Regions from separate parts of the Mus musculus genome. Here regions 1, 2, 3, 5 and 6 are each linked to region 4. Evidence: chromatin loops called from intact Hi-C (ENCODE). Cell type or tissue: left cerebral cortex. All regions are shown on one strand.

Region 1 (5,000 bases), 790 kb after region 4:
AGCCTTCAGAGGCATCCCTTTAAACTTGAGTATATGTCAGCATTCTTCACAGATCCGTGCACATCTGTGTTTTCAAAAGCACTCTTTACAGTAGTCATATTCCAGCAGATAAACTGGTAAGGAAAATATTGCAAATTGATACAGTGAAATTTTATTCAAGCATACAAAACACAATTATACTGTTTGTTTGAAAGTGGGCTGAAGTAGACTGAGATCAACATACAAAGCAGTATAACCCAGATATACAATGACAAATTTTCATTCCTTGATATGTAGATCCTAAATCAGATACATAAATGCACACTCACACAAACAAAAACACACTCATATACACACAAGCACAAGTGTACACTCACACACAGAGGATAATTAATATCATAATTTGAGACTATGAGACTATTTTAGATGAAATGATTGATTTGGTCAATTCATACTCAATTCATTTCTAGTATTAATTTGAAACTTCATAATTTATAATATAGAATGATTCTTTTTGGCTTCTGGCAGGTAGTTGACCCTTTTTTTAAAATGAAGAAAGAAATGTAAATATGAAGGATGAATACGATGACAAATAACTTCGATAAGCAAAGAGAATTAAATGTTAGGACTTATACCTCTAGCTTTTAATATTTTCTTAAAGAAAACATTAGCAGAATTATCAACCACATCTATATACTCTGCTATTTCCACGCAGCCAGATCTTGAGACTCCCAGCCACTCAGCTGTGATCTTAAGCAGCAGAACTGGATTTAACATTTACACTTGCTGGATGAGAGGGTGTTGACACACTCAGAAGTACACTTATTAAGTAGAGGAAAGCCCTGGCTGTCTCTAAGTGTTGACAAGTGACTTAGAACTAAAATAGGTAGATGCTCTCACAATTTTAAGTTGTGTATGAAAACAAAACAGTCTGGCTTCTAGTATTTTTTAATATTTCTCCATTTAGATTTGTTTAATTTACCCAAAATTATTTTATAAATGCCAAAAGAAAATGTGCCATGAGAAAGCAGTTCAGATGAAGCTGAATTTTGAGAGACTCTAAGGCCAGAGCAAGTCCCAGGGCATAAATTAATCATTTGTTAACATTTGAATCTTGTATCTACAGTCATAGAGCTGGTAACTGATGCAATATATTTATCTGCTAATTTGGTTATTTACTTAATGGATGTGATAAAATTTCAAAAGAGGTTTTGTAAAATGGCTAGCATACACTTTTACAAAGTAACAAGATTTGCAATAAGCATCGTGTAAAATTTTTAAAAGGCATTCAGTATATTAGAAGACTAATTCATTGTTGTACTTTAAAAGAGTATCTAACAGGGGACAGGTGTGTAAATTTCTAAGTGCTATACATAGGTACTAGCAATATACATCATATAATCTATAGAGCTATGTACTGAAGTAGGAATGAGCAAGAAGTAGTCAAAACATCCTCCTGTTTGGCCTGTATCTTATTTCTTTCACTTTAGATATTGGAGTCCCCAGAGGCCCAACTGATTTGGCAATATGAGATAGAATTTCCCTGAGATCTGTTTTGCTTTTAAATAAAATGAAAGAATTTCACAAAATATACATTTTACTTGTTTTCTTTTTCCTTGGAAGAAAGATGTGAATCTATGGCATAGTATCAAGTGTTCATGTTTTTATAAAATAATTCTCCAATTTAATAAACTTCTAAACCACTGATTATAAACTGGAAAGTAAAAATACACCTGTAACAGAAAGATGTCAGAAATCATTTTAAGCACTGAACTCTTGGAATTTGCTGTTTGCTGCTTGCCATTTCACGATACTGAAGTGCGGCACTCTTATAGTTAGTGTTGAGCTAAGGTTGACAGCGTTAATTGTTTTAAAAAATAAGGAAACTTTATAGTTTTTCAGTTAGATAAGATTTACACTCACATTTTACATCAGTATTTCTCTTGGGGTAACCATTGTGGAATATTTTTTTCTCAAGTAAAACAGTTCTAAATCTTGGATCAGATCTGGCAGTCTCTCTGTATTTAAATATAGAACAGTATTACCATGGTTCAAATGAATGGCTTCCACCCAGCTTAATTATGTTCAAGCTGCAAATAAATGCATATGCTGTGCCCATAGATTTGAAAACACAAGGCAGGGGCTCCCTCTGCATCCCCATCTGTGCACTGCCTTTGTCTTTTATATGTAATAATATAGATAACAAAGCCAAATTCTTTTTAAAATTAGAAGTACATAATTGCAGCATGAGGCTGAATACATGTAACACAATGATATTATTTTCTTATCACTCATTAAATCTCAAATAATAGAAGTGATGGCAGTAATAAACATTTTTAAAAAATAGAATGCCCTGTTAGGCCACAATGGTAGAGTTGCATGAAATATTAAATGCTATGACAGAGAGTCATATATTATAGCAAAGTTAGTGAACACTTGGGAAATTTTGTTACCTTTGCCTTGTCAAAGAGACAATATGCAGAGGAATTCTGGGTACTTTGGGTACATCACACCCCTAATGTCACCACCAAATTGGGGACTTTGGTGAGAGAAAATAGTCAGTAGTCTAGCACTGATAAGAACAGGATGTAGAAACTGGTAAACCAGTTTTATGGGGGTGCCCTGAGAGACAGTAAGAGCAATCGTAATTCTTGTCTTAAGATAGAAACCAGAAAATGTCCTCCATTCTGTCTTGACTAGAGGCCAACGCCAGGGCCAATAAGGGGGAGTGGGTGGGTAGGGGATTGGGGGGGTGGGTATGGGGGACCTTTGGGATAGCATTGAAAATGTAAACGAGGAAAATACCTAATTAAAAAAAAAGGAAGTGCTATTTCATGATCATCTTCCTGTCGTCTTGTTTTATACAGCCTCGGTACCGTTAAGTGGAAACTATATTGAAGGACGTAATGGAATCGAAGTGGCTCCTGCACACCTTAAGTGTGGGACATTGGGCTGGCTCATCTCTCCACTCATTACCCAGTTCTACCGAACATCCTATAAAAAGTGTTTAGACTAGCAATGTCTTAATGAGAGTTTTACTGCTGTGAACATACACCATGACCAAGGCAACTCTTATAAAGAACGTTTAATTGGGGCTGGCTTAAAGGTTCAGCAGTTCAGTCCATTATCAATGCAGGAGCATGGCAGCATCCATGCAGATGTGGAGCTGGAGGACTGAGAGTTCTACATCTTCATCGGAACACAGACAGCAGACTGACTTTCAGGCAGCAAGGATGAGGGTCTTTAAGTTCAGGCCCATGGTGACACATTTCCTTCAACAACGCCAAATCTACTCCAACAAGGCCACACTTCCCTATAGTGCTACTCCCTGGGCCAAGCATATACAAACGATCACAAGCAGTTTCTTGCCATCATTTGTATGGCCTCGCCTATGAATTTTCTTAAGACTGTGGCAGCAAATCCTGACTAAGATTCTAAGCTTTAATCATAATGGGCCAATCACAAACTCAGCAACAGGCAACATTCGTCTCTATGCTTCCACATAGTAGACTGCTGGTCTACTCAATGGATTTCAGGCTTTCTGGAAGCCACAGTCATATTAGACAGCCACTCCCTGCATGTCTGTCTGTCTATCAGTCTGTTGGTCTCTGTTTCAAAAACAAACAAATGAAAACATCAAAAATAGCATAGAAGATGGTTTAACTACAGAAATTCACTTTTTCCTGTTTCTAGAGGTTGAAAAGCTGAAGATAAGCTTCAGGCAGAACTCAGTTGTTGGTAAGGGCTTTCTTCCTCTCTTCCAGACAGAATCATCTCTAGGGGAGGGAGACAACAAACTTACTGCCATTTTTGTTTACAAGTGCATCACTCATGCACATATCCGTATGTAAACCTAAACACCATTAAAGGTTTCCACCTACAAAAACACTCACAGTTTAAAGTTTGCATCATGTAAATCTTGTGAGGCACAAATCGGCAAACAGCACAGTTCTCTTTACACCCAGGCAGATATATTACACTTTTTGTTTTTCTAGAAAACTCTGACTTCTACATCTACCTTTTCATCTCCAAAATCTACACTCTGATATGACACTGATGAATTTGGTCATTCTAGATCACTCCCTTTCTTATTTCTATCACAGCTGTTCTTCATATCAGTGAGACCCAAAGACCTCAGGCTACTTTCCCTCTTCCAAGAATCTCAACAGCTTCCCAATTTTGGTGAGCACTCCCACCTATGTACTCAAAGAGGCTGTCATAATTTCTTCAAAATTATTCCAGACTTTTTCTCCATCACTCTTCGCCTAAAATTTCAAATGCCTCAGTTTTCTCCAATAAAAAAAAAATCTTGGTTTTTAATTTGCTTAAGGTCCCTGTCCATGTGATCCTGCTATCTGCTCTTCATCTCTACAATATACACACGCTATATACTCTCATGTTTGTGGCATGTATCTTCAAGTTTTCTTTTTAGGTTTATTTACTTTATGTATAGTGTTTTACTTGCATGTTTGTCTGTGTACCATGTATGTTCCAGATGTCCACAATAGTTGGAAGAGGCATAAGTTCCTCTGGAACTGCAGTTATGATAGTTCTGAGACTCTGTGTGAGTACTTCCTCTACAAGAACAGCAAACGCCTTACCACCGAGTCAAATCTCCAGCCCTGTGTCATGTATCTTAAAAGCATGTATAGACTATTTTAATTATAAAAGTTAGGTTAAATAAACACCATGAGTCTCTTTGCTTTAACATACTTGGTACTCTGGGGCCTACCAGTTTATGATCAGGAATAGATGCTTAATGAAATCTTACTGGATGAATAATCCCTCTTATGAAGAGAAGATTTATAGAGACTGATGACTACAGAGATTAAGAAATCATCATTAAGGTAAAAATTCTGGGAAATTCCCGGGTGTTTATTTAATGGTAGCTCCCCATCCTTTCCTTTACAATAACCAGGGGCAGAGCTCATTGGACGCAGAAGAATGGTGAGGTACAGAAGGCACATGAATCCATTCTGTCTGGGGATGGACTTGTGCAAAGGGGCCATGAGCATTCTGAC
Region 2 (5,000 bases), 440 kb after region 4:
TAGTTCCATCCATTTGCCTGGGAAATTCATGATGCCCTCCTTTTTAATAGCTGAATGGTAGCCCATTGTATAAATGAACCACATTTTCTGTATCCCATCTTTCCCCCTTCATCCAGCCATTGACTTCTGCCATCTTTATTGACACAATCAAGAACCAATTAGGGAAACCACACCTCCACCTAAAGAAAACCCTGAAGAACATGCCCAGGCACACACACACACACACACACACACACACACACACACACACACACACATAATCATGTAGGCACACCTGTAGAGATAAAAGTTCAACAAAATAACATAATACAGGTCCATTGTCCACATTTCAATGCATTTGTAAATGCTAGTAATTAACAGACTAAAAGTAAACAATTGAAAATACTATTGTCACTTATTTACAGTAGCACCCAAATAATAAAATGCTTAGGTACAGAGGCATTTCAGGTATGTAGACTCAAATTACAAAACAGTTGAAAGAAGCTTAGTGCACTTAATAGCAAAAATATTGTGTTGACAGATGAGTGGCTTAATATTAAGAGATCAAATCCCTTCAAATTTAAGATTGAAGTCAACCTCTATTAAAAGCATCCAAGGAGCTGAAGGGGGCTGCAACCCTATAAATGGAACAACAATATGAACTAACTAGTACCCCCAGAGCTCTTGTCTCTAGCTGTATATGTAGCAGAAGATGGCCTAGTTGGCCATTACAGGAAAGAGAGGCCCCTTGGTATTGCAAACTTTATATGCCCCAGTACAGGGGAACACCAGGGCCAAGAAGCAGGAGTGGGTGGGTAGGGGAGCAGGGCAGGGGGAGGGTATAGGGGACTTTTGGGATAGCATTTGAAATGTAAGTGAAGAAAATATCTAATAATAAATAAATAAATAAATAAATATAAAAAATAAAAGCATTTCAATAGAAATAGATAAATTTGCCTAAAATCAAGTTAAATTCAGAAGTACTCTAAAAAGCCCATATAATATTAACAAAGAATAAGGAAAACACATAATCTCTAGTTGTAGAATAATAAAACCACATTAATAACTAGCATGAAGATAAATATATAGAAAAATGAAATAGAATTCAGACTATACAAAGACACCCGCACATTTACAGTGAGCTTACAGGTAGTACTACTGACACCGTTCCTTAATGAAAAAACCATAGTGTTTTTACCAAATTGTACTGGGATAATAGGAAATCTTCTGTCAAAGAAAGATTGTTTCTACCTCATACCATATGCAAAAGCTTGCCAAGGTTGATTAAATATATAAATGTATGAGTTTCAAACTAAAAGTATTGAAAGTGAAAATGAATCTTTGCACCATTAGATTAGTGTGAGTTGGGCAACAGCTTCATTAAGATGCCACCAAAAGTACAAAGAGACAGATTAAAAAACAAACAAATTGGATGTCATCTAAGGACATAGTTTAGGAAACAAAATGTCAAAGTTTACAATGAGAGAAAAACTTCAATTTGCTACCACTTCACACTCAAGAAGACTATAATCAAGAAGATTATAATCAAATAAGAAGAAAGAAAGGCATTGCTTGAGAAGTTGAATCCTCATCTGTTGAGGGTGAATATGCAGTATAAGCTGGGTCTAGCACTGTGGAAAACAGTTTGACAGCTCTGTAAAATTCCAAAGCTAGAGTTACTAAAATATCTAACAACTTGACTCCTTGTTACATATCCAAAAGAATTCAAAGCAGGTGTTAGAACAAATACTTTATATGAACATTTAAGAAAGCACAATTTATAATAACTAATAGGTCAAACTAATCAAACACTCAACACATAACAATGGAATTCTTAAAATTATGTGGAAAAAATTAGAAAAGAAAAAGAGATGAGTACACACACATAGTGTAACAAAGATGAACACTAAAGACTTCTTTGTGCTACATAGAAAAATATAAAAGATAAGCTGAGTAGTGTATGATTATTTACAGGACCTACTTAAAATGGACAATTCTAGACAATATGTAAGAAAATCTAAAGTACTTGTCAAGCTAATAGAAGTAATGGAGAGTAATGATTTGACAGAAGGTACTATGTTTTGAGTATACTATAACTTACAGAAATAATATTGGTTACTAAAATACTTGGTTGAACTATTCATTTAGGTTGTGTGAATGTATAAAATTATATCAATTAATCAATCAATTAATTAGTGTGTGTGTGTGTGTGTGTGTGTGTGTGTCTGTGTGTGTGTGTGTGTGTGTGTGTGTGTGTGCATGTACCAATACAAGAATGTCATGGAGTGCCTATAGAAGTCAGAGAACAACTTATGGGAGTTGGTTCTATCCTTCTACTCTGTAGGGCTCTGGAATCAACCTTGGGCTGTCAGGCTCAGTGGCAGATATATTTTTATACTCTGAGACATCTTGCTAGATTAAATTATATGATTTTATACCCATTATTCTGTGTAGAAGAAAAATATTGGCTTTGGGTATCCATTGCAACCTTCATCCAAGGTCCCTTCAGTTCTTTCCCCAATTCTACTTTCCTTGTAGTAATCTTTGAAGGTTGATTTATTTTCCAAATATCTCTTTGTTAAAACTATGAATGTTAAAGTTTTGTAGTTTGTTTTGAACCAATTTGAGGTATTTAGTGATGACGATCTAAAGTTAAATAATTGTGATTAGGTTACTGTAGAACAATGATCTTATTGGTCAAGTGCAGGGAAAATAATGAATGACTAAATTCAGATTCATTTTAGCTGTTCTTGTGAAGGTTGCCAGACTCACTATTATACATTACAGCTCCCACAAGGCTTTTTTCTCCTGGTGAAAGATCTATACAATCCTCCTTCTCCACTTTCTGATCAAAGCACTCCACTTGACAACATTCACAAACTGAACATGCCTATGCATTCTCTGGAAACACCTTCTTCCCTGGAATGGTGGTGAGATCTTGTCATCCTCTAGTGGTAGGACTCAAAAGCTGCATTCCACATCTGAGGAGCTTTAGTCAACACACTCAGTTTCCCCATGTTCCATACTAATTTCTAGTATTCTATACCTAGAAATTGTGGTGACAGGAATACAGAGTCAAGTTTCAACGCATAAGCCCAAATACATCTAGGTGTGTATGTGCTGTAGTGAATTATGTCCTGCTGGCTCCTTGTTGGGTACTGTACTCCCAATAGCTTACCTGAATATTTTATATGATATCTTGTCCCTTCATTTTTCTTTTTGGTCTTGGTAAATGAGACTATTTCTACAACAAGGTTATTCCATAAGGCAAAGGCAGATCAAATAATGGAATATGCTTATACACGTATGATTAGGTATTTCCCTTTTTTGGTTATTAATTTTTCTAGCTACTATAGTCCAATTGTACATTATAATAGTCACATGTACAAATATTTTGTTAACATATTTATAAATATTCTCAATTACTTTCTACTACTAAAGAGTGATTTCTATTTTTATTAGATAAGTTAAATTAACCATTAGACTGTCGACTATTTAAGAATACCTTACCTGCCTTTTATTCTTATTATCACTGAAATTATACAGTCAGTATTTGTAGAACAGAAGTGACACATCCTATAACTAATGTATCTGCTTGACACTAATAGAATTTTGCATATTAGAACTGTTTAAAACTATGTTCAAAACAAAACTGTGTCCCAGGGAGTAGTTAGCTCAGTGAAGTCTGTATTAAGGAATCTTGACTCTGCCTTATGTCACAGCTGGGCACTGAAACTCTCTCCTTTAAGTTCCAGCTTTGCTAATTCCCAGAGCAGCTTCCCCAGGAAAGATCCTTCTTTTAAGTCTGGCACTGTGCTATAAACACACTCCTGTTTATTCCAGCTAATGAGAAACAGGCAGTCTGGAAATGTGTCTCTAAGGAAAATGCTGAGCAAATCGTTAGAAATACAACTCTCTGGGTTGACTGAAAAGATAGCATTTGGTAATTTGTTGCAAGCAAAACTTATAGTTGATGCTCTAGGCCAAGCTAAAAAGTAAGTCTAATTAGGTGTAAAAATGTTTTTGAATACATCAAATTGGGGCTCAAAATTGTAAAAGTGGTGGGATTTTTCACACCTATTTAGCCTTCTCCCCTCCCCATTTCCCTGACCCTCTTACTATGGCCTCTCCCCACTCCTGACCCCAATTTTGCTTGCCTGCTGGGAATTCTTTTCTAGTCTTGTTATCTCTCCTTGGGATCAGTCAGGCTGTCTCTTCCTTTCTTCTCTTCCGTTATAAGGTGTCTAACAGTTTATAGCCTTTTAATCTTGTGGCTTTTCCTGTAGACAGTTTCAAATAGCTTCAGTGGCTGCTTAAAGGTTGTTTCTTTCATTCGACAAAAAAAAAAAAAAATAATCTAGCAACTTTTGATGACAGTCTTTATTATTGAAAAGTTTCCCAAGGGTCTACCTCAGTGTGCATTGACTTTTGTCCTTGGAAAGTAATTTTATCCAAAAGCTAATTTTCACTTAAAATAAATGTCTATAGAAAATGAGTAACAGGGGTTGTGTCTAGAGCTTCCCATCAAAAACGCTAACTGTCTGAATCTCTGTTGCCTATAGTTACCAACTGCTGAAAAGACCTGGACTTCTTTTTTTTTTTTTGGTTATTATTTATTTGTAAATGCAAATGACACTCTCATTTCACATACGTTGCTTCATTCACTCTAAGGATTCTGTACAATTTTCCTCCATCGTCCTCTCAATCCCAGGATTTCCGTCCACCACAGATTCTACAGTTCATTTCCTGATGCTCGGAGAAATGCAGTATTACCTCCTGCGTGACTCATATTCCTCCTTCAGTAAACACTGATGGGTTTTATTTCCCTATGGGAAACTTCATTCAATCAATATTATTGGGTTTCCTGTAGGGAAAAAAGGTGTTGTGAAATATGAGCTATGAAGATTATATGAGTTTGGGAAATATCACACATAAAGAGCAGGACTGTAGTTTCTAAAAGAAAGTGTTAATTAAAAAAAATCAGCCACTTTTGAGGGAGGGCTTCTGCTCTTACACTGCTT
Region 3 (5,000 bases), 410 kb after region 4:
TCCGAAGGTCCTGAGTTCAAATCCCAGCAACCACATGGTGGCTCAAAACAATCTGTAATGAGATCTGACTCTTTCTTCTGGAGTGTCTGAAGACAGTCACAGTGTACATACATATAATAAATAAATAAATCTTAAAAGAAAAAAATTTTAAAACACAGAGATTTATTTAAAAATGGATAAAGACAACTGTAAGCCAAAATATGTAAAGACATGGGTATTTTGTACAACACACCCTTTCAAGAACAAATTATGAAAGCATGAAATTTGAGGAAGGGAGTTCTGGAAGGAGTTGGAAAGGCAGAGTGGAGGATGGATATAAGCAAACTGTGATGTATACATAAATAAAATTCTCAAAGGAAAAACAATACTGTGTTTTAAATGTTTTATAGCTATGCAGGAAGACAAATATGATCAGTGCCTTGCTCAGCGATCATCAGAGGAGCTTCCTTCTGCCACAGACTAGAGCAAGTACAGACACTAATAGCCAGATTCTATGCAAAGAGAAAGAGACCTTGAAACTTGCAGCCATTAAATGGGATATCTCCATCAAAACCCTCATCTCAGGTCTCAGGGCATCCTACAGAAGAGGCTGAAAGAGGGTAAGAACCAGACCCGATGGAGAACTCCAAGGAACAAAACCCTCTAAATCAACATGAGCAAAACATACAAACTCACAGAGGTTGAAACTGTATCCAGAGAGCCTGCACTAGAGGAGGTTTAAGATATGAAAGGAGAAATGTACACATGACCCTACCCCAAACCCAGAATGAACAAAGGATTCTTAAGGGTGGGCTGCAGGCCCAGCAGTACATGGCTAACAGACCACAAACTTGCTTTGTAGTTTCCTTGTCACATAATGTCACTTATTCATTTTAAACTGTTTCTTGTGCCTTCTCTTGGGCTCCTTCCCTTCCATTTATTTGTTTATTTGTTTGCTTCGTTTTCCAATTCCAATGTATCAGTTCTTGTTTTACCTTATTATATTCCATTTTATTATTATTCCCATAGAAGCCTGTTTGCTTTTTTTTTTTTTTTTTTTTTTTTTTTTTTTTTTTTTTGGTTTTTGAGACAGGGTTTCTCTGTATAGCCCTGGGTGTCCTGGAACTCACTTTGTAGACCAGGCTGGCCTCGAACTCAGAAATCCGCCTGCCTCTGCCTCCCAAGTGCTGGGATTAAAGGCGTGCGCCAGCACGCCCGGTGCCTGTTTGCTTTCTAATAACAGACAGAAAGTGGAAGTTCGAGGAGCTGGAAGGAGTAGCCGGAGGGGAAACTGGAGTCAGGATAAATTATGTGAGGGAAAAAAACAAAACAAAACTATTTTCAATAAAAAGCAAAACTGTTTGATAACCACAGTCTGTATGAGGTATGTCTTCCTTCCGATTTATTCTTTGTCGTAAGTCAATGTCTTTTGTAAAATTTAGTTCTTCATCTCCGAATAAGCAGAGTCTGCTTTACCCAAACTGAGACTAAAAATTATTAGATATGGCAATCAGGTGTTCTTTCCGAGATCATCAGTTGTCATTAGTTTGATAACAAGTTTTGAATGTCTCTTCTTATGGCCACATGATACCATTGCCTTAGTTTTCGACCCTGAGCTGTTTACTTTAACATCCTTCAGAAAGTATTTTAGGACTTTTCATTAAATCATACAGTCATGAAGAAAAGAATAGAAAGGGGAACTTAGTAAATTCAGTTCCAATTATCTGGGTGGCCATGGCTACCACAAAGAAGATTGGATGCTGAGCTTTATACCATATTGGCTTTCCTATATTGTGAATTTTAAATTGCTACATGGGTTTTATTATTTAACAAAATTTTGTGAGAGCTAATTCTATGTATAATTGACATCCTGTGTGAATTTTGTGAAATACTTTCTTAGGATTTAAGTTGTTCCTGGGAAACTAACTGGTTTCCCTCCAGTTCTCCAATATTTGCTAATTGAGGTGCCTTGAAAGGCCACTAGGGAGAGACATGGAGTCTTCACAGCAGTGTTTGGGTCACTGGGTGCAAGTTCCACAGCAAGGATACAGTTTCCCTGAAGGCATCAGTAAAACAAGCTGTCAAAAGTTCTGCTTGCCCACTAGGGAAAGGCTCAGTAAGCAGAAGTATACTGCTCATGAAATTCAAACATACAAAATAATGTTTCCTCTGATAAGTTAAAAAAAGTCATATTACATACCAAATATCAGTTCTTATTCAACATACAATATTTTAAAAAATGATTAAATAAGAAAAGAAACTTTTGCAAACAAAATTTTCAGAGAAAATAAGATGTTTAATGACTACCAATGAGAAGATCCTTTGAAGGTGACCTCTTGGAACACACAACTGAGCTCATACAAACATCCATGCTCTGATACAGTCATTTGGGATTGACCCAGACGTGACAGACTCCTTGAATAAACTATTGGCTTATCTGAAAAGGCTTCTCATTTAACTCAAGGCGTCACGCTTTCGTACTGTAAATCAAAGCCTAGCTATCATAGGCGATGGTGATGTTGTCTGACTAAGTCACAAGTATATCAGTTTGAATTTGCAGAGGCAGAAAGTGAATAGGTCTGGCAAACTTCAAAGGCTCGAATTACAGGAAGTATGATTCTGTCCCGAGCTTTATTTCTGTGGCACTTAGAGACGAGGATATTCTCGTCATTGTACGTATAGTGATAAGCGTGTGCTGAACATTGCAGTTCTCATAATGGACTGAAAAATCTGGTATTTGTATTTTTACCAAATGTAGACACAATGGTAACTTGATATCTTATAACCTAGTCTTGTCCGTATTAAAGTTTTTCTCAGACAAACCTTTCCAGGGAAGGTGGTTTGACCTCTGCACATTCTGTGTATGTTCACCAATAAAGTCAACTGAAAGTTGAGAGTAACACACCCCCTTCTATTTTTTTCCCCCCACTTGCAGTCAGCTACTATAAACCACTTCAGTCTGCTTCCAGCCAGGGGGCTTCGCAGTGCCTTAAACACAAAACTTTTGCAGGAGTTCAAGATCCCAACTATTACGCCAAGTATAAACTTGAAGATGTTATAAACATATTCTTTAGAAGGTTCAAGTGAGAAGTACACAAGATAAGATAACTGAGTCAGACAATCGGAATGTCTTCAAAAGTCCCTTAACGTGTTCAGGAAAGATGCTATTTCTCTTTAAAACAAAATAAAACAAACTAATTGATACTTTGATTTTTTTTTAATCTTATAGCCACTGTTTAGGAAAAGAATTGATAAAGTTTAGAAGATTCCAATTTCTGTTACATCTTGGATTTGACCAAGTTCAAGTTAATTCTGAAATCCAAAACCTTTAAGCCCAGTTTCTAAATTTACTCACACTTTTTCCAAACTAGCTCACAGAGCCTGGGGCCCCTGCTATGCAAACTCCAGGAGCATAAAACTCCGTTGTCTGGTCACACACCCCAGAAGCTCTTTGGAGTCCAAAACCAGCCAGGAAAAGAAAAGAGCATTTCCTACAGCAATGAAATTCTCTCTGGAGCCATGCCACTGGGGCAGGGTGCAAACTCCTCTGTTGGCAGGAGACCACTATGAAGGAGAAGGAATCTGTGTGACTGAACACCTCTTGGGCCCTTCCCTCCTCTAAGTTGCTTTCCTTTCTAGTAACAGCTTTCCACTGGGGGAGAGAAAAAAAGAAGAGAAACTTTGCTCCAAGCAAGCGTGCACCAATCTCTAACTTTGGATCCAAAGGTTAAATAAATAATTATGCACACACACTCCACGGCAGGTTCTCTGTACACCCAGTAAAGCCAAGCCCACACACAGTCCAGGACTTGGGAGCCTCGGATCCTCAGCCCGACCCGACGGGGTCCCTTGCACCTACCTTGACCTCGCCCCCGTCGGGCTCCGCTTCCGAGAAGCCCAGTCCCGACTCGAAGGCGGCGACGGTGGCGGGCGCCTCGCGCGGACTGGGGATCAGCGCAGCGGCGAGCAGGGAACACGCCAGAGACAAGAAGCACAGCAAGTGCATGGTGGATGGACCGGGAGCAGGGAGGCCGGTCCGTTGGCTGGCGCAGGCTGGGGCGTGAGGCTGAGGTCCTCTCCTGGTCCCTGTCCCGTGGTTTCCTCCCGGGGACCCCCCTGGGCGAGCGTCTCCCGGGACTCGGCGGCTCGCAACTTTTGCCCTCGGCTCTGGCAGCCCTCACGGGGGAGAGGCTCCCGGGTGTCAGGTACGAGCCTCACAGGAAACCGGACATCCGAACTGCCCTCGGTGGCGGCCCGCGAGGTGAAGCGAGGGCGCCGGCTCCGCCGATCGCGGTTTTGTTTTTGGTGTTTTGCAAAGAAGAGGGGGTGGGGTGGTTAAGCCCAGTCACCCCGCGATGTTCCACTCGTCCCGAAGAGCCCTCGGGTCCCTCGTCCCCCCTCCTCCCTCCCCTCGCCCGAAGTGAAAGGAGCCGGGCCGCGGGAGCCGCGGGAGAAGGCGGTGGTGGCGGCGGAGCCGGGGGGCGGGAGGAGGGCGGCGGGGCGCCCGGCGGCGGCGAGGCCCGCGAGCTCCCGGGCGCTCGAGCCTCCTGCGCGCGCGGGGCCGAGCGGTGGCGGTGGCGGCGGCGGCAGCGGGCGCAGGGGCAGGGCATGACTGATGCGCCCTCTGCCTGCGCTTATGTGAGAGAAAGCGGCAAGAGGGAGGGAGCGTGCCGAGCCCAGTCAGCCCTCCCCTCTCTTTCCCTAGGAAGCTTGCTCCCTCCAGCCCCACGCTTTCCTCCAGCCCCACCTCCATCCACTCTCCTCGCTTTCCCTTTCTCTGCCCTTCTCTCTGGGCTCTGCTGGGGTGTCGGGGTGGGGAGGCAGGGGCTCAAGTCAGGTCTGGGGGCTTGACTCTCTCTGCAGGACCAGTTTTAGGGGCCACATGACTGAGCTCAGCTGCTAGAAAGATGGGGAGGGGGGAGCAGGTACAGTGGGTAGGAGACGCACGCTTTGGCCCTGGCAACCCCTTGTGGTAAAATCCTTCTCCAGACATTCTTTATCCTGAGAAGTTTGGGACCAGC
Region 4 (5,000 bases):
ATAGCACATCAACTGGACATGGGGGTCAGGCTTTTAACAGCCTTCTAAGCTAGTACACACACAGTAGAGTCTCCAGCTCCCTAGTCCTTCATTTCCTTGCCAAAGGGCACCGAGAGAGGGTCAGATGTATTAGCACACAGCAGCGGCTCTGTCACTGTTACCAAAAAATCCGAAGACAAGTCTCTGCCAGTTTACAGAACCAGGGCTCGAGGTTACGATCAGTGAGAGAGGGATCTAGGAGCAGAAAAGTTTACATTCTTCGTGAGTGGGAAAAGCAGGTGTTCAAGTCCCCTCTCTCAAGCAGGAAGGAGTCGGGAAGAAGAAACGGATGAACCATTGTGTGAAGGGAGATGCCCAGGCTAGACACAGAGATGTGCAAAGAACATGGCTACTGGGGTTGAGTGAGGTACCTGGGTCCTTGGCTATAACTCAGAAAGGGTAGTACCTGGCTTGGCACTTGGCCTGAGTATGAGGAGACCTGCTTTGGCCTCGGAGGCCAGTCAGGGACAGCCTGCAAATAAACACAAGCCTTAGAATCCCATTCCAGGCTTGTGTTGCCTTGGTTTGGGGTTATCGGAATTGCCTTAGACGCTCTACCTCCTTGGATATTCTCTTCGCTAATATGACCTAATGTATCTTGTACTGCTTGGTTATTTCCTTATAAATCCCTACTTTTACCCCATTTCCTTACTTTGAAATCTAGTGTGTCTTACTACGACAAGCTGGACTCTCTCTAGCTGGCACTCACTGTTCCAGTTTCATGGTTTATTAGTTTAAGGGAGTCTCCTTAGGTCTGAGATGTTTAATTAATGGCTTCCTCCTTAGCCTTTGTCTGTTAATCACACGTAGACCCTCTTTGCCTGCAAACTCCACCCACCACCTAACCAACTCTACTTCTTTTAAAGCACAGCCCCTATTTTTTTTTTCCTATGAATTCACTGCCTAGGGGTTCATTGCCCAGTCTCATCATTGCTGCTTTATGAAGTCTTCACACCCTGTCCGCTGCATCACTCAGCACAAGAGCTTGTTTGGCAACAATTTAGCTGCTTTTCATCTAAATTTGTTCGACCTTAGAACCTTGTTAGAATGAATTGATCATTGTGAGTTCCTCTTATTCCAGGGCCTTTGCCAAGACACAGCCATTGTACTAGACCCACAACAGTGACAGAGTACTAGAGTTGTAATGCAAATTTACATTTATAGCAGGGCATAGTAGTGCATGCCTTTAATTATGGCACTTGCAAGGCAGAGTCAGGCGGGTCTCGGTGAGTTTAAGGCCAGCATGGTCTACAAAAAGAATTCCAATATAACAAGGGCTGTTACACAAGAAACCCTGTAGCAAAAACCAACCAACCAACCAAACAAACAAAAAAAAAAACAAGACAATTACATTTGTATATTCACTATCTTAAGAAAAAGTGCATTTATTAATCTTTTACAGGTTCTGTTATGCAATAAATTATACTTAACAGAGGTGCTAGTAACAATAGAGGCAGTGTCACCAATTACAGGTTTGGAATTGGAAAATTTGACAGTTCGTTAGACTGTCATTTTGGAATGACACTAAAAGTACTGCCTTAGCCATTGGCCTTGGCTTTCTCTCTTGACAGATTAGAGTACGTTACTGGTTTCTTTCCAAGTGCTAGAGTTTTCCACTAGTTTTTATCGTACTCATTGAGTTTTGTATTTTAAAAGAGTCTTCAATCTTCCTTCCACAATACCGCCCATATGTCTCTCCATCCTAGGAGTGATCCTCCTGTGGAAGATTTTGGCTTTCAAACTGGAACGTGGCACCTCTGTTCTATTTTCTGTCCCACTATGCCAAGTGCCGAATTTCACTCCTGAAGTTTGAAAAAGGCCCTACGAAAATGTTTGTCTCTCTACTCAAAACTTTAAGCATACTTGTTCATTTTAAAATTGTTCTTAATGCCACAGAGGTCATAATTTCTGGAGTCAAGTTATATAGAGATTTCAGTTTCCTCGGGTTCTGGGACTTAAAAAAAAAAGATCATTTTCTCTGCTATTAAAAACGTGTTTAGTCACAATCTTCAGCAGACGTAGAAACGAGAACAAACTTGTCCTCTTCCCCTAGTCCTAAATGAGGAGAGTGGGGACATACCAATTATGCTGCTACAGGAGAAATTCGCATTTGAACATGATTTCCGTGAAAACTCTCAAATATACTCTCAGGGAAAGTGAAAACAAATTTAGCGAACTTAGACTATTCCTTGCTGCATGTTTAATGTGTTTCAAAACACTGATTTTTTTTTTTCCATCGCTCCTTTTAGTTCTTGAGAAAAGGGAAGCGCTGCAGGATGAGGCGGGAGAAAGGTTAAAAGGAAACAATACTAAGGAGTCACACTTAAGCCTGAGTTCTTCAGATTCCCATGGTTAGCAAGAATGCTGCAGAGGGCCATGAGGAAAAAAAAATCCGAGCTGTTTTCAAAAATAATAGTAGCCAAGAAGAAAGTCGAAATTTTAAGGACCAAAATGCATTTCCACGTCATTACATGCCACCTCATTTCCTTGAATTATGGCCGTGTGAAATTGATTTCTCTGTAGATTGGATTCACGGGCAGTTTCCTTTCTTACAAAGCCACCGAGTTCCTTTTCCTCCCATTAAAGAGCAGGAGTAGCCCTTCAGATTTATTAGCAGCGTAACGTCCATCCTCGCCAGGGGGACCGATCTGAATAGAAGGTTTGCTTGCTGAACAGAGAGGTGGGCTACGGGGACCTCCCACGTTCTTCTCTGACCTGCATGCTTCTGATAAGAAAGGCAGCCGCTGCCTTAAAACAATGCTGCCCAAGTTTACACTGGCAAGTGGCTTTTCCTTATTGGTGTGGAAACGTAGCCTGGGGACCTCTGTTTACTGGGTTTGCCATCAAATTTCTGAAATTGTGATCTGGAAAACAGGCATTTCTACTGATTAGAAAATGAAAAGTTCCCCTGTATTATAAAATCAAAACAGCCTTTCTTCTTGGGAACCTGGACCTTCACAAACATTTTCTGGTTTTTTCTTTCTTTTTTTTTTTCTTTCTGTTGCTAACCTTCTCTCGTTTCTGCATGTGGATCTTGTTAGCACAAGGCACAGCACTGAAGAGCTTTCTTTTTCAATCAGCATGAAAACTATGCTGGCGAGAGAGATAGCTTGGTAGGTAAAGGTATTTGGCTGGCAAGCCTGACAACCTGAGTTCAATTCCCCTGGACCCACATGATCTAAGAAGAGAACTAACTCTCAAAAACTGTCCTGTGTCCTTCACAGCCACACTGTGGCACACTATAGTGCTTGTGTAACACGCACAAACTAATTAAATAAAAGTAAATAAAAATTAAAAGTAACCTTTCAAACTGTGAAATGTGATGTTGCAGCAGCGTTGGAAGCAATCTCGTCATTTCTGTGATTACAAAAATCGAAAGCAAAATCACGTAGCCATACTGGTCAAATTTAATATAAAGAAGGGAGACAAATACCCAACCATATTCTATCTAAAATCACCGCTTTCTAATCAAGTTTCTCAATGCTTTTTAGGACGAAGGGACAACAACATTGTTTTAGCTCTGAGCAAAGTTTGTCTTGCAAGCTTACTTTTGATACAAGCAGACTCAGACAAAATTCTACATGGAGGATCCAGAAGTGTTTGGCTAAATACCCAAATACTTAATGACAACTCAAACTAATAGCAAATCAGGTGAAGTACTCCATTTTTCATCTCCACAAATTATGGTCATTATGACAACTTAGAACTGGAGATTTGAGTTTAAAAATCATCGGATCATTGGTCACTTGGTTAAGACCCCGTTCCTGAAGACAGCACACACTTTGATCACAGGAAATGAAGAAATCTAGATGTTACTGACTAGGAACCTTCCTCTTTGTTGCTGAGCCTTCATATACTGAAATGGATGCGCAGTTGTCGGGGCAGAGTATATCATCAACAGTCTTACCCTATCGTTAACCCTATAAATTACAACAAAGACCAAGTGGCAAAGTATGTTCATGGGTACAATAGGGGCATAGATATTATGGGTGACAACCAATCTCTGCTCCAATGATTTAAGGCCAATTGTGTAGAAGAAAATGCATGCTAGATACTGTAAATCTGGCAAAGGACCCGTGGTTAGGGCAATCCTAGGTCCCAAGAGCGAACCTACCACAGTTCTTTTTCTAAACCGATATATTATCAAACTATCTGCTACCCAGATACCCAGGTCCATACCTTCGTGCAGCCCTCAGGCCTCATCAGGAAAATTGTGGATGATTAATGCAGTCGATGCAGAATTTACCTTCCTGTCAAAGTGTAGAGATTAAATGTCAGTGCAGGGCTCACAAATGAGACTGCTGTAACACACCTCTTCCCCAAGATTCAAAAGTCATCGCAGAACAGAGGTAGAAAGATTTTAAGAGCCACTGTTCAGGGAGGGTCAACGTGAAACAACGTCTTCTGGGCGTGATAGGGCTGCTACATTCATGAAGTGAAGACAGCTATGGAAGCCTGCATAGCTAAACAAGTTCAAGCCAATCAGCATCCTGGCATGGAGTTGAGGGTATTTCACAAGCCTTCAGCCCTGGCTAGGGAGCAACTGGCAGTCGATGGCATATCGGGGAGGAACAGTCAGTATAAATGTGTCACCCCCTAGTAGATTGACAGTGTTTCTTTGGATGGCAATACACCTGTGAGTACAGGCAGCTTGAATTGGACTTGAAAGATTATAAACAGAAAACGAAAAGAGGTTGGGAGGGGTTGGAGTGGTGGGGCTGAAAATACAGCCTGGATTCTAGCTCTATTGTTTTACTTTCAGGTATCTTCTCACCAAAAAAACCTTACCAGGACAAGTGTGGGCACTCCTGAGTAGATTCATTCTGAACTCATCCACCTATACCTGCTTTACCTGAGAAATAATGGCTTCTTCACTACCCACTAGGACTCTGAGTGTAGATGCTAGTAGCACTTTAGTCATCATGGGGGAAAGGTCTAGGCACATCTAGAAAAGGAGACTT
Region 5 (5,000 bases), 620 kb after region 4:
CTCAAGGGCTCCTCTGAAGGCAGAATAATATATCTCCGAATTAATTCACAGGAATGAATGCCTGCTGCCCTCTCTGACCGTGTACAGTTTACAGAGGCACAAAGAGAGAATCAAAATTATTTGATTTTCCAAGGAGACAGACTCTCCCATTTCTTCAGAATAATGGTAAAGGGAAAAAAAAAAAGATAGGATTTAACTCATCAATTAAACTTAACATTCTTCAGTTGCCTAAGCAGGCTATCTATATCAAAGAACTTGCTTGATGTAATACAAGCCTTTCACAAAACCTTGGCCCTTAACCTACTTTATCCCAGCACAAATTGATAAGCCGTTCACTCACTCATTTATTTACTCTTTCAATAAACACTTAGTGAGTACTTGTTCTAATTGTTTGCTTAACACTGATTGTTAGAAATTAAAAGCAGGCAAGACTCATCCCTGACCCCAAAGAAGATGCAGCGTGTAGGGGGAAGGAACTTTAACAAGAGGCAGACACAGCTTAGTGGCAGATATAAGTTAAGACTCCTTATGCTGCTGAAACCAGGGCTTAGCAAAATGCCTCAGAGGATGGTGCAAATCAAAAGTCCCCACTGGTACCTGCCAGGGAAGAAAAGACATCTCAAGCATAGAAACACGTTCAACAGATGCACATGCAGGGAACAGAAGATGATACACAAAGCTGGAAAACTATTGAGAAGAGTGTTGGAAGTTCAGACTATGCAAATAGACAAAAAAAAAATGACCACATTGCAAACAATAGTACAATCAAATGTAAATGTGTATTTTACAAAGATCCTGGAAATTTTTAGCATGGATAAATGAGGGATACCTATATAGATTTTGAAAAAATTATTTACTTTTGTCATCAAAGTTTGAAATAATGAAACTTTTCACCTCTTAGGTTAGGAGTGAAAGTCTGATAATAAAGAACAAAATTATTAAATACAAAGTTAGGAACCTAAATGATGATTAAAGAAATAAAATTAGAAGGCTCCCCTCTTAACTCCCCTCCCCATTCCCTGAATAAACTCTATTCTATACAAAAAAAAAAAAAGGAGAGATCTTCATAGAGAGATATTTTAAATCTGGCTTTTAGCTAGACATTGATGTGGTAGAAGGCAAGTTTGGGAAGAAAGAGTGGTTAAGTTCACACCCAACCTATGCCTTGCAGGAAGGAAATGCCTTTGATATTCTCAGGATATCCTGAAATCATGTTTCATCTATAAAAAGAGAATCATTGTTTCTTTCTTAGAGATCACTTAGCTAACAATGCGTGCACATTGTCTAACACGGTCTGACTGGATTGTGGTTGATGTCATCACTAGCATGCCAGTAAAGTTCCCGTGAGAATTTCCTCCGCGTTTGCTGGAGAGGTGGGAAATATTGGACCTTGGTGCATATGTGCTTGTTCAACATGGGCATTCCCGGGTTGTTGGCCACATTGAATTAATCCAATGGTAAGAGAGTTACAGAAAAAAAAATACCGAGTCTTACCCCTCTTCAAAGATGACAATCAAAGAAATAGCCATTTATAAATGACCTTCAAGAAGGCAAATTTCTATAAATTATCTCATTTCACTCTCTAGTCCCTTGAAGCGTTTGATTTTGCTGTGAATTTAACAAATAAGAAACTGGAAGTTTAAGGACAATAAATGACTCCCGAAGGCTCAGATGGGCAGCAAGACGAAAATGGCATGACCACAGTGTTATTTGTGTTTTACTTTTGATGTTTATTCTCCCCCCACCCCCAGTTTACCAAACTTAAATGGAAAATCAATCAAACAAGGCCTCGGTTCTGTATGGTAGCATAACCAGAACACGTCGGAGCCTTAAAACAAGGCTGGGCACAATTCATGGAATAATCAAGAGTCCCAGGCACTCTTTATATGTCACATATAATTTTAGAAGGCTTAGGGAGGCTGAAGTTTTCGCCACAAGAAAGACTGATGTTCCCCTTACAAAATGAATAAAATAAGATTTTATGTTACATTATGGTTCCCTTATCCATTGACAAAGTCACTCCAGGATACCCTGTCCCTGGGCCTAAGCAGAGGCAACAAGAGGGTTACCGACTGCCCTCTGTTGGACACAGTATGTAAATGCATTGCTTACAGCAATTTGGTTTTCTCATAATGTAAACAGTTTAATTCCACCCCCCGTTTTTTATTTTTTTTTCATTTTGAATATCATGGTTTCATTAACCATAATGATGTTAATTTGTTTTAATGGTAGGAGGACCAAGAAGGTCAAAGTAACTAAAAGGAAATAAGCATAGGTAATAAATCATGAAATGGACTGACACCATTCTCTTTAGCACTGTAGTCTACAAAAGGACAAATTGTGATCATTATTGTGCTATTGAGTCACTTGGGAATTTGGGAAGCAGAGAAGGTGGTAATGGAGGAAGGAAAGAAGAGGGAGGAGGGGAGACATTAAGGCTTTCCTGATTAAGTCAGGGCTTCCACAAACACTGTTTTGGAAATCACTAATCTTCAATGCTATCTCCTTTCCTTCAAAGTTGGTATAAAAAAACGTATTAGGTGAGACATTTTCACTTTTTGCTGATATTCCTTTGCACCTTTCTAATCATAAACTATCTCCTTTGCCATCTCCAGTCTCCATCGATCCTGTGAACACTGTATAGTGCTTACACAAATAGGATCTTTGCTACTTTTGTACATTAATAAACACAACATATAACATGCATCTTTACAGTTCCTAAGGAATTTTTCGTGTGCATTGATATTTTTAATCATTACCAAAAGTGAGCAAGCTACCAGCTAAAAGCATTTTTATAGGATACATAGGAAAGTAAGCCATAAAGGCTTGGACAAGCTAAGGACAAAACCTCACTTAAAATTTAATATGTTTACTCAAATCTAATTCTCACTTTGCTAGGTACTCTGTCACCAGAAGCGTTTCTCCAAATTCTTACCCCATATGTTTTCAACTAAGAAACGAAGGCATGCTGAATTGTGGAAGTGCCCCCAGGAACCTCTAGTGAAACTCCAGGGAAAACTCCGGAATGTTTTCTCTGTTCTTCACAGAAAACCACCTGACACTATCAGGTTTGTTGTTTGTGCGTCTTGGGACTCACACTTTGACCAAAGCAAAACTGTTACTCTAATTCCAATCCATCATTACCCAAGACTTAACTTGAATCAGAATTCCCCTGACAGGGCACACTTAAGAATTTTCCTGGCTAGAAACACATTTCTTTACAGTTTGATATAGAATCCCAGAGATTACTTCTGACCAAAATATCACCCCGATCCCCTTTCCTTCTCTGACTTATTTATCAAAAGGTAAAGAATACCCTTGTATTATTTAATGCCAAAATAAAATTTCTAGAGGAGTCTCTGAGATAGAGAAACATTTGCTAGCAGTTTTGCTTTGTATTTTGTTGAGAATGCTTGTTTCTTAATCCTTTAAACTTCTAAGTCTCAGAAAACTACAGCAGCATGGGTGTTCAGGGATATGAGTGTAGGAAGTGTGACTTTGTTCTAAGACTCGTGTGGTCTGAAGCTCATTCTCCCTCAACTGAAATTAAAAAGTAAGGATGGGCTTAACAAGCCTGTGCTATTCTGCTGTAGTAAAAAATAAATTAGCTAAATAAGGAGTTTGACAGTTTCAAAGAACAGGAAGATGCCTTCCTGGTGCATTGATTTTATTGTTACTTTTTCCTTTATATCAAGGAAGACATAAAATATTAATCAAAATTTAATATCTAAGTCCAAGCAAGAATAAGTCTATACTGTAGCACAAACTTGGATCAGCACATTCTTCAAATAAATCAAAACTCTGACCCAGAATCTGGGAAGTATTGCTTAGCGGTAAAGTTCATGCTCAGCCCATTTAAGGCCCCAGGCATAGCAATGCTTCTTTTTCTAGACGCTATCTATAATTAACAAATAAATCATGTCTTAGAAACTTCACAATACAAATCTTAGAGTGCTCCCCAAAATGTTATTATTTAAAACGTGGTCTAATATTCAGAATAATTGTCTCATACAGAAAAATTGGATAAAACACACATACAGCATATGCATGCACCCCATACCATCCACAGATGTCATGAATGGATACATCTACTTAAAATAAAGACATACTATCCAATAAAATATGATGCCAAGTATAACAGAAATTTAATAATATCAACAGACTTGTGATTGAAAAAAGTGTTCAACTATAATTTACATTATAATACTATTTGACTCAAGAATCTTTTAAGTACTCTAATCTCAAAGTACATAGTATTTAATATTTAAAATCTAGGTTTTATTTGCTATAATTCCTATTGGGTTTGTTCTTAAAACTAAGACAAACTTTTCTCCCCTTGGGGTACTCTTGCCTCGTCATTTGTCAACATTAACAACATATATTTAGTATGTCTGTTGTTCTTCAGTGAAATATCTTTTCCATTAAAAGGATAATTTCTTATCTATTTCTTCAAGAGAAAGAATCAAATATCTGCAGTAGTTTTCTAGGCACCTTCTTGTAGCCAGTCTCCAGTCACTCTCTAGAATTTTCCATTTATGTGTCCAGGAGCTGAATCCTATAAACTAAATTAAAGCAAATGTTGTTATGGATGAGCTTGGCTGGAAAGTTGGTGTGCCCACAGAGGTGAATAGAGTGTGGCTATAAAGTAATTTTTCATATTTTCTCTATATCCTTCCTGTTTTGTTTGGAGAAAACTATTTCTTCCATTCCCTTCTTTAGTCTCATGTTTAGAATGGGGCCATTACTTTTTGCTTCAAAGCTTGCCCTTTCACCACAAGGTAATGGAACAGTGTGAGCTCTCAGTTCAGAGCTAATGATTCCAACTCTGAATTCTGAAACTGAGAAAATATCCAAAAGATGTTTCTACAATCTCACAGGACCCATAATGAGATGGTTTGGGGCTTCATGCACATCACGGGAGAATGGTGACAGGTTGGCCACTCACATAAATTCAAAGCTGGTGTTGTGAGACTCTTGGAAGTTCCAGTTAGTTTAATTTC
Region 6 (5,000 bases), 300 kb after region 4:
GAGAGAGAGAGAGAGAGGAAGAGAGAGAGAGGGGGAGGGAGGGAGGGAGGGAGGGAGGAAGAGAGAGAGAGAGGGAGGGAGAGAGAGAGAGGGAGGGAGGGAAAGAGGGAGAGAGAGAGAGAGAGAGAGAGAGAGAGAGAGAGAGAGAGAGAGAGAGAGAGAGAGATATCTATTATAGTGTGTTGAAGTGGTATTTTTATGGTCCACATAAAATTGTTTTCAAGCTTCTATGGCAATGTATTATCTTTGTCTATGCTACTCTGTCTCTTCAATCAAAATTATTACATCTCTAGGGACAAATAAATGCTTAGTCTCTGAAATACTTCTGGCTTTAATTTTTAGTTTAGTGATTTCTTTTTTTAATATTTGGGTTTGCCAATATACTTTAAGAAACCAAAGATTTAGATTGACATTCCAGCTAATATATAACAGTCATTGTAACAGGTTCCAACCTTCTTTAAAAAGCTTCAGGAGGCATACCGAATGAAGCTAAGATTTCATTTTATTTGCTAAAATAATCGATCTATTCCAAATGTATGAAACCTAAAAATGTTTTTTTTTTTCAAATAGAGACTGAGTGATATACAGTGTCTATTTTGTTTCAACTTTAGAACAATTGAGTTGAAAACTCATTTGGATTTTGGGTGAATTTCAAAGATGGAGAACATTGTGTGATCATGGATCATGCCGTCTTGTATAATGCAGAGGTTGACCATGATTTTCATGCTTTTCCTCTTTAGTCACATTAAAAAAGTAAACATCTTGCTGTGGTCAAATTAATTTTTCTCTTTCCCTTTTCCTCAGATTTAAAATGTAGGCCTTATCTACTCTGTCCAGACAGTAAATGAACACACAGTGGACACGGCAGCTGCTTAGAGTCTATAGACCACTCTTCACTAAAAACTGAATGGCAACTCATAAATCTGTGATGAGAAGATTTGGGAGGATGGTATTTCATTTTCTGAAACCTGACTCCAATGTAAGATGGCAAAAGACTGAACTTCATAGCTTATAATACAATTTTCATTTTATTTTAAACATAGTTTTGCATGTTATAAAAATACTGATCACAGTGAGCTTTACCAATTGTTATTGCTATAAAAATGAATGCAGGAACAATATTTTTAGTGGAAATAAATTATATAGTCATTCTTTTTTTAAATCACAAGAGAAAAACCTCAGCTGTCTGGTCCCTGGCAGAAAACCAGTCTTTGAAGAGGTTTTTTTGCACATGAGTGCCAGTCCTCTCCCGCAGTAATCCACATGGTTCAATAAACACAGACTTGGGCCTCTGTTACCATGGTCCCACAGAGTCTTTCTGTGCATAGACAGTGCTAATGTGGCAACAGTTCTTCAAGAGAGTAAAATGGTGGACTGAAAACTGGTATGATCTTAGTTCAGATGTGGCCTTTTCCAATACGATGGGACACAGCGGCATACTTCTTCACTAAAGGACAGTCCTGGATCACAATGCTTCAGTCGATTCGCACACGGTCTTCTGTAACAACTAGGGAAAAAAAGCCAGAGAGAAACACACATGGTGAAGACCAAGGTATTGAGTCAAGAGGCTACAGAGAGCTTTTACGTTTTCTTCAGTTTAAACCAGGAAAAATTACTAACTCTCTTATAAATGTGTTTATAGATTTATAAATACTTAAGTGTGTGCTTAAGTTTTCAGAATTTGGGAGGAATGGAAAAGCCTTTAAAAGCATGGCTCACTTGCTGACATAGCAGTGAAGAGATGAACTATTGTAAGCATTAGTTCTTTTGAAGTCCTTTCTGCTTTGTGGATGAAAGTAACATAGAACAGAAAGTTTGGAAGTGAATATTTAAGGTCTGCTGACTTCCTGTGATCACATAAGCATGGCAATGTTCACAAAAGTCTGGGATGTGCATGGGACCCAGACTTCCAGGCAATTAAACACAGCCATCCTGGCAGGACCATTGCCTTTGGAGAATCGCCCCATCCACCCTCTTGAGTTTTTAATTCAGCAGCTGGCTGGAGGATGGTGGGTAACTCTGTTCTCTCCACCTGTATGCCAGAAAGTCAGGGAAAGCATGAACAGGGGCCCTTCTCCATTCCCCGGAGTTGCTAGTAGTGGTGAAAGGACAGATTACTTATTGTTTAAGTTTTGGAAGTTCTGTGTGCTATAGTAACTCTAGCTTGGAAGAATGTCTTGGAAGATTAATCCGTCTAGCTGTGCTATAGTCTGGAAAGGAAAAATGAAAAGTGCACTAAGGAGACCCTTAAACAGTTAAAAGCTCATCTCATTTGATGTTGAAAGGAAAGGCTATGCTGTGGCTTGAGGCTGGAGTGGTTGGGGAGCACTCTCATAGAGGCATAGGGGGTTTGTGGAGGGAAAACTGGGAAAGGGGATAACATTTGAAATGTAAATAACCAAGAAAAAAGAAAACAAAAAAGAAAGGAAAGGATAGCTAAGACTTTTAAAAATTATTTAAAATATCTAATTTTAATTTTTTTGACAATTTCATGTGCATACCTACTGGGTTACTTTCTCACCTACTCTTTCTTATTTCCCTACCACCCCCTTGTAATGCCTTCTCCTCCCTTGCAGTCACTTTCACACATTCGTGATTTTTATTTTGCTTTATGAACCATCCAGTTTAATCATGTCCAGGTGAGTGATCCCTAAATTTGAAGAATCCACTGGGGCCTGGGGAAGGGTTCCTGAGTGGGTACACGACAGATGGCAATGAATCATCTTTCCCTGAACCTATCAGGCACAAATAATTCAGCAGTGAGGGGCTCTGTCCTCTTAGCCTTTCTTCCACTTTCCCCACATTGGCCTGTTCTATTGTAGTCCTAGTAAAGGCATCTATAACTATACTGAGTTTATGGGTTCAATGGTTGTGCCTTGAGCAGAGGAATACAGCTTACAGATCTTTCCTCTATCTCCTTAGCTCTTACATTCCTTCAGACCTCTTTTCTGAAATGTTCTCTGAATCTTGGAGGAAGTCTAAACATCTTGTTAAGAAATTTTAAAATATTCATGGTTACATAATGAATGCAATTTCCTTTTAGAAATAAGGACGTATAGTTCTCAGTCGTCAAAGACACCTGATGAATAAGACAGTGTGAAAATTCACTCTGCGTTTCTCCATTGTAATAAACATTGAGAAAAGAAATGTATATCTGTTTTACAGTTTTCTTTTGCTCCATCCATTTGACACCATAAATTTTTGAACAATACACTTAGAAAAATGAACACACAAAGAGTTGCTAAGTATAAAGACTTAGACTATGGTAGCTCATGGCTGGGGTATTGCTCCATGCCCATTTTTCCCGGACATACCAGCTTCAACTTTTCATACCCAAAACAACAGGAAAGTGCTTTATGAAAGATTGTACCCTGTTAAGCAAAGATATAAGGACATAAATATATTCTTCTTAGTTAATATGGTAATTCTCTGTAGAAAAATGATGTCTGCTATCTGCTAGTCTAAATACAGTCACAAAAAATTAAAATTTGGCAATATGTACTAGACTCATTGAAAAAAGTTTCACTGTAGAACATGGCTTAATAAGGTTTGCTGAAATGTAATAGCACATTCTTTAGGGTGTAATACCTTATTTTGCAAATACCAATTGATAAGTAGAGTATGAATATGTAAGTAAAATTGGAAAGCATGTATTATTCAAAAATATTTTAAATGAGTATTAAGATTCCTGTAAGGAACTTTGCAGCAATGCAGGAAGAAAAATAATATGGTCAACAAAATGCCTGGACTTAGTGAAGTCTCATTATACAATAACTACAAATGATGGATCTTCATAATTATAGCTTAAAATGAGAGAACATACTCTTGAGAATCAAAAGATAGGCTCTACTTATTGAGGTACTAGATTAATTAATGATAAACAGTCATGAGGATATGACATTAAAAATAAATAGAATTTGACTGTTTTCTAGATGTTGAAAGGGTATTGTCTGTACATATTTGGATGGAAGAAGAGATGCAATGAAAGAGAATATTTAATGCGAATCAGGACACCACAATTTCATGTGTAAAAGAGAAGAGAATAAAATTAGAAAAATGGAAGCATGAAGGACTTCTAGATAAATATGAAGATCTTTATGGGATCCAGAAACTAAGAGGCTTAAACACAGCTTAACACAGAGGCCTCTGCCAGGCTACAGTCCCAGCTTAGATTAGAGATGGAAAAGTACAAAAGGCAAATCCACACAAAGCAGAACAATTCTGAAAAACAGCGCGATGGCTAAAGTGTTCTCAGCATTAAAGTAAGAGGATAATAAAGCAGAAGGAATCGGGAATCTTTGTAAGCTGAGAGAGAAGAAAGACAAAGCTGAAGATACTGAAGCAAGCTAAGAAGAGGCATGGTGGCCGGACCAACACTGAAGGAACACAACAAAAAAATTTTAAAACCAGAGATCTTGAGTAAACAGTAGTCATTTTCTGAGATGAGACATGAATCCAGTCAGTATGGTATGCCCTTCAATCCAAGAATCTCATTTATTTTTCTTGATATAAAAAGAGTAAAGCCATGCTGGGATTAAAAAAAAGAGAGAGAGACAGATGGAGCAGGAGGGTTGTCTCAGTGGTCAAGCACTTGCCTCTCTTTCAGATGACCCAGATCATTACTCAGAACCTCTATGTTTACTTACAATGGTCTAACTCCAGTTCAAGGACTATAGTGTCCTTCTCTGGCCACCATGGGCACCAGGGACACATATGGTGCATAGACATACATGCAGGCAAAACAACCACAAAGGTAAAATGAATCTTGAGTAACTTTTTATGATTTTAATTCTCATTGTTAATTATGTTTGTATGTCTGTGTTTGTCTGTGAGTATGTGCGAGAGGGTGACTGTAGAAGCCATAATAGGGTGCTGGATGTGGTAGAGCTGGTGTTAAAGGCAGTTGTGAGCTGACTGAAGTGGGTGCTAGATAGTGACTGAAGTGGGACTCAGGTCCAATGAAGGAGGAGTATCATGTGTTCTTAACCATTGAGTCATCT

Evidence for each region. Hi-C counts contacts between places; a loop is a spot of excess contacts. Peaks named below come from ENCODE experiments on the same cell type or tissue, not always from the same donor. Only the 100,000 strongest peaks of a DNase experiment are listed, where the experiment ranks them.
Region 1: a loop joins it to region 4, with 4 times the contacts of the local background. A loop is called at or near these places in 6 of 42 quality-filtered maps.
Region 2: it touches region 4 in a loop (2.8-fold over the local background); 3 of 42 quality-filtered maps call a loop at or near these places.
Region 3: a loop joins it to region 4, with 2.9 times the contacts of the local background. A loop is called at or near these places in 21 of 42 quality-filtered maps.
Region 5: a loop joins it to region 4, with 6 times the contacts of the local background. A loop is called at or near these places in 36 of 42 quality-filtered maps.
Region 6: it touches region 4 in a loop (5-fold over the local background); 4 of 42 quality-filtered maps call a loop at or near these places.

What each region holds. Positions count from the first base shown.
Region 1 is chr8:53,692,614-53,697,613 of GRCm38, reverse strand. No RefSeq gene overlaps it. Among named protein-coding and RNA genes, the nearest start is that of Neil3, 56 kb to the right of the region's middle. In left cerebral cortex, a CTCF peak has its summit at 2,133; a DNase peak (open chromatin) is centred at 2,068.
Region 2 is chr8:54,041,580-54,046,579 of GRCm38, reverse strand. No RefSeq gene overlaps it. Among named protein-coding and RNA genes, the nearest start is that of Vegfc, 33 kb to the left of the region's middle. In left cerebral cortex, a CTCF peak has its summit at 2,934; a DNase peak (open chromatin) is centred at 2,933.
Region 3 is chr8:54,076,764-54,081,763 of GRCm38, reverse strand. It overlaps Gm33153, which reads left to right. Exons shown (of 1, transcript XM_006509526.4): 1 at 1-5,000. The coding sequence starts at 3,991. The coding sequence ends at 4,830. It overlaps Vegfc (vascular endothelial growth factor C), which reads right to left and starts at 4,232. Exons shown (of 7, transcript NM_009506.2): 1 at 3,839-4,232. The coding sequence starts at 3,985. In left cerebral cortex, CTCF peaks have their summits at 1,960 and 4,622; DNase peaks (open chromatin) are centred at 3,931, 4,245, 4,624 and 4,942; H3K4me3 peaks cover 1,982 bases; H3K27ac peaks cover 600 bases.
Region 4 is chr8:54,484,424-54,489,423 of GRCm38, reverse strand. No RefSeq gene overlaps it. Among named protein-coding and RNA genes, the nearest start is that of Spcs3, 43 kb to the left of the region's middle. In left cerebral cortex, no CTCF peak of the experiment used is centred here; a DNase peak (open chromatin) is centred at 2,710; H3K4me3 peaks cover 815 bases; H3K27ac peaks cover 510 bases.
Region 5 is chr8:53,867,257-53,872,256 of GRCm38, reverse strand. No RefSeq gene overlaps it. Among named protein-coding and RNA genes, the nearest start is that of Vegfc, 210 kb to the left of the region's middle. In left cerebral cortex, a CTCF peak has its summit at 2,075 (motif pointing left); DNase peaks (open chromatin) are centred at 2,037 and 3,485.
Region 6 is chr8:54,182,461-54,187,460 of GRCm38, reverse strand. It overlaps Vegfc (vascular endothelial growth factor C), which reads right to left. Exons shown (of 7, transcript NM_009506.2): 7 at 1,007-1,507. The coding sequence ends at 1,393. Among named protein-coding and RNA genes, the nearest start is that of Gm33153, 100 kb to the right of the region's middle. In left cerebral cortex, no CTCF peak of the experiment used is centred here; DNase peaks (open chromatin) are centred at 1,250 and 2,842.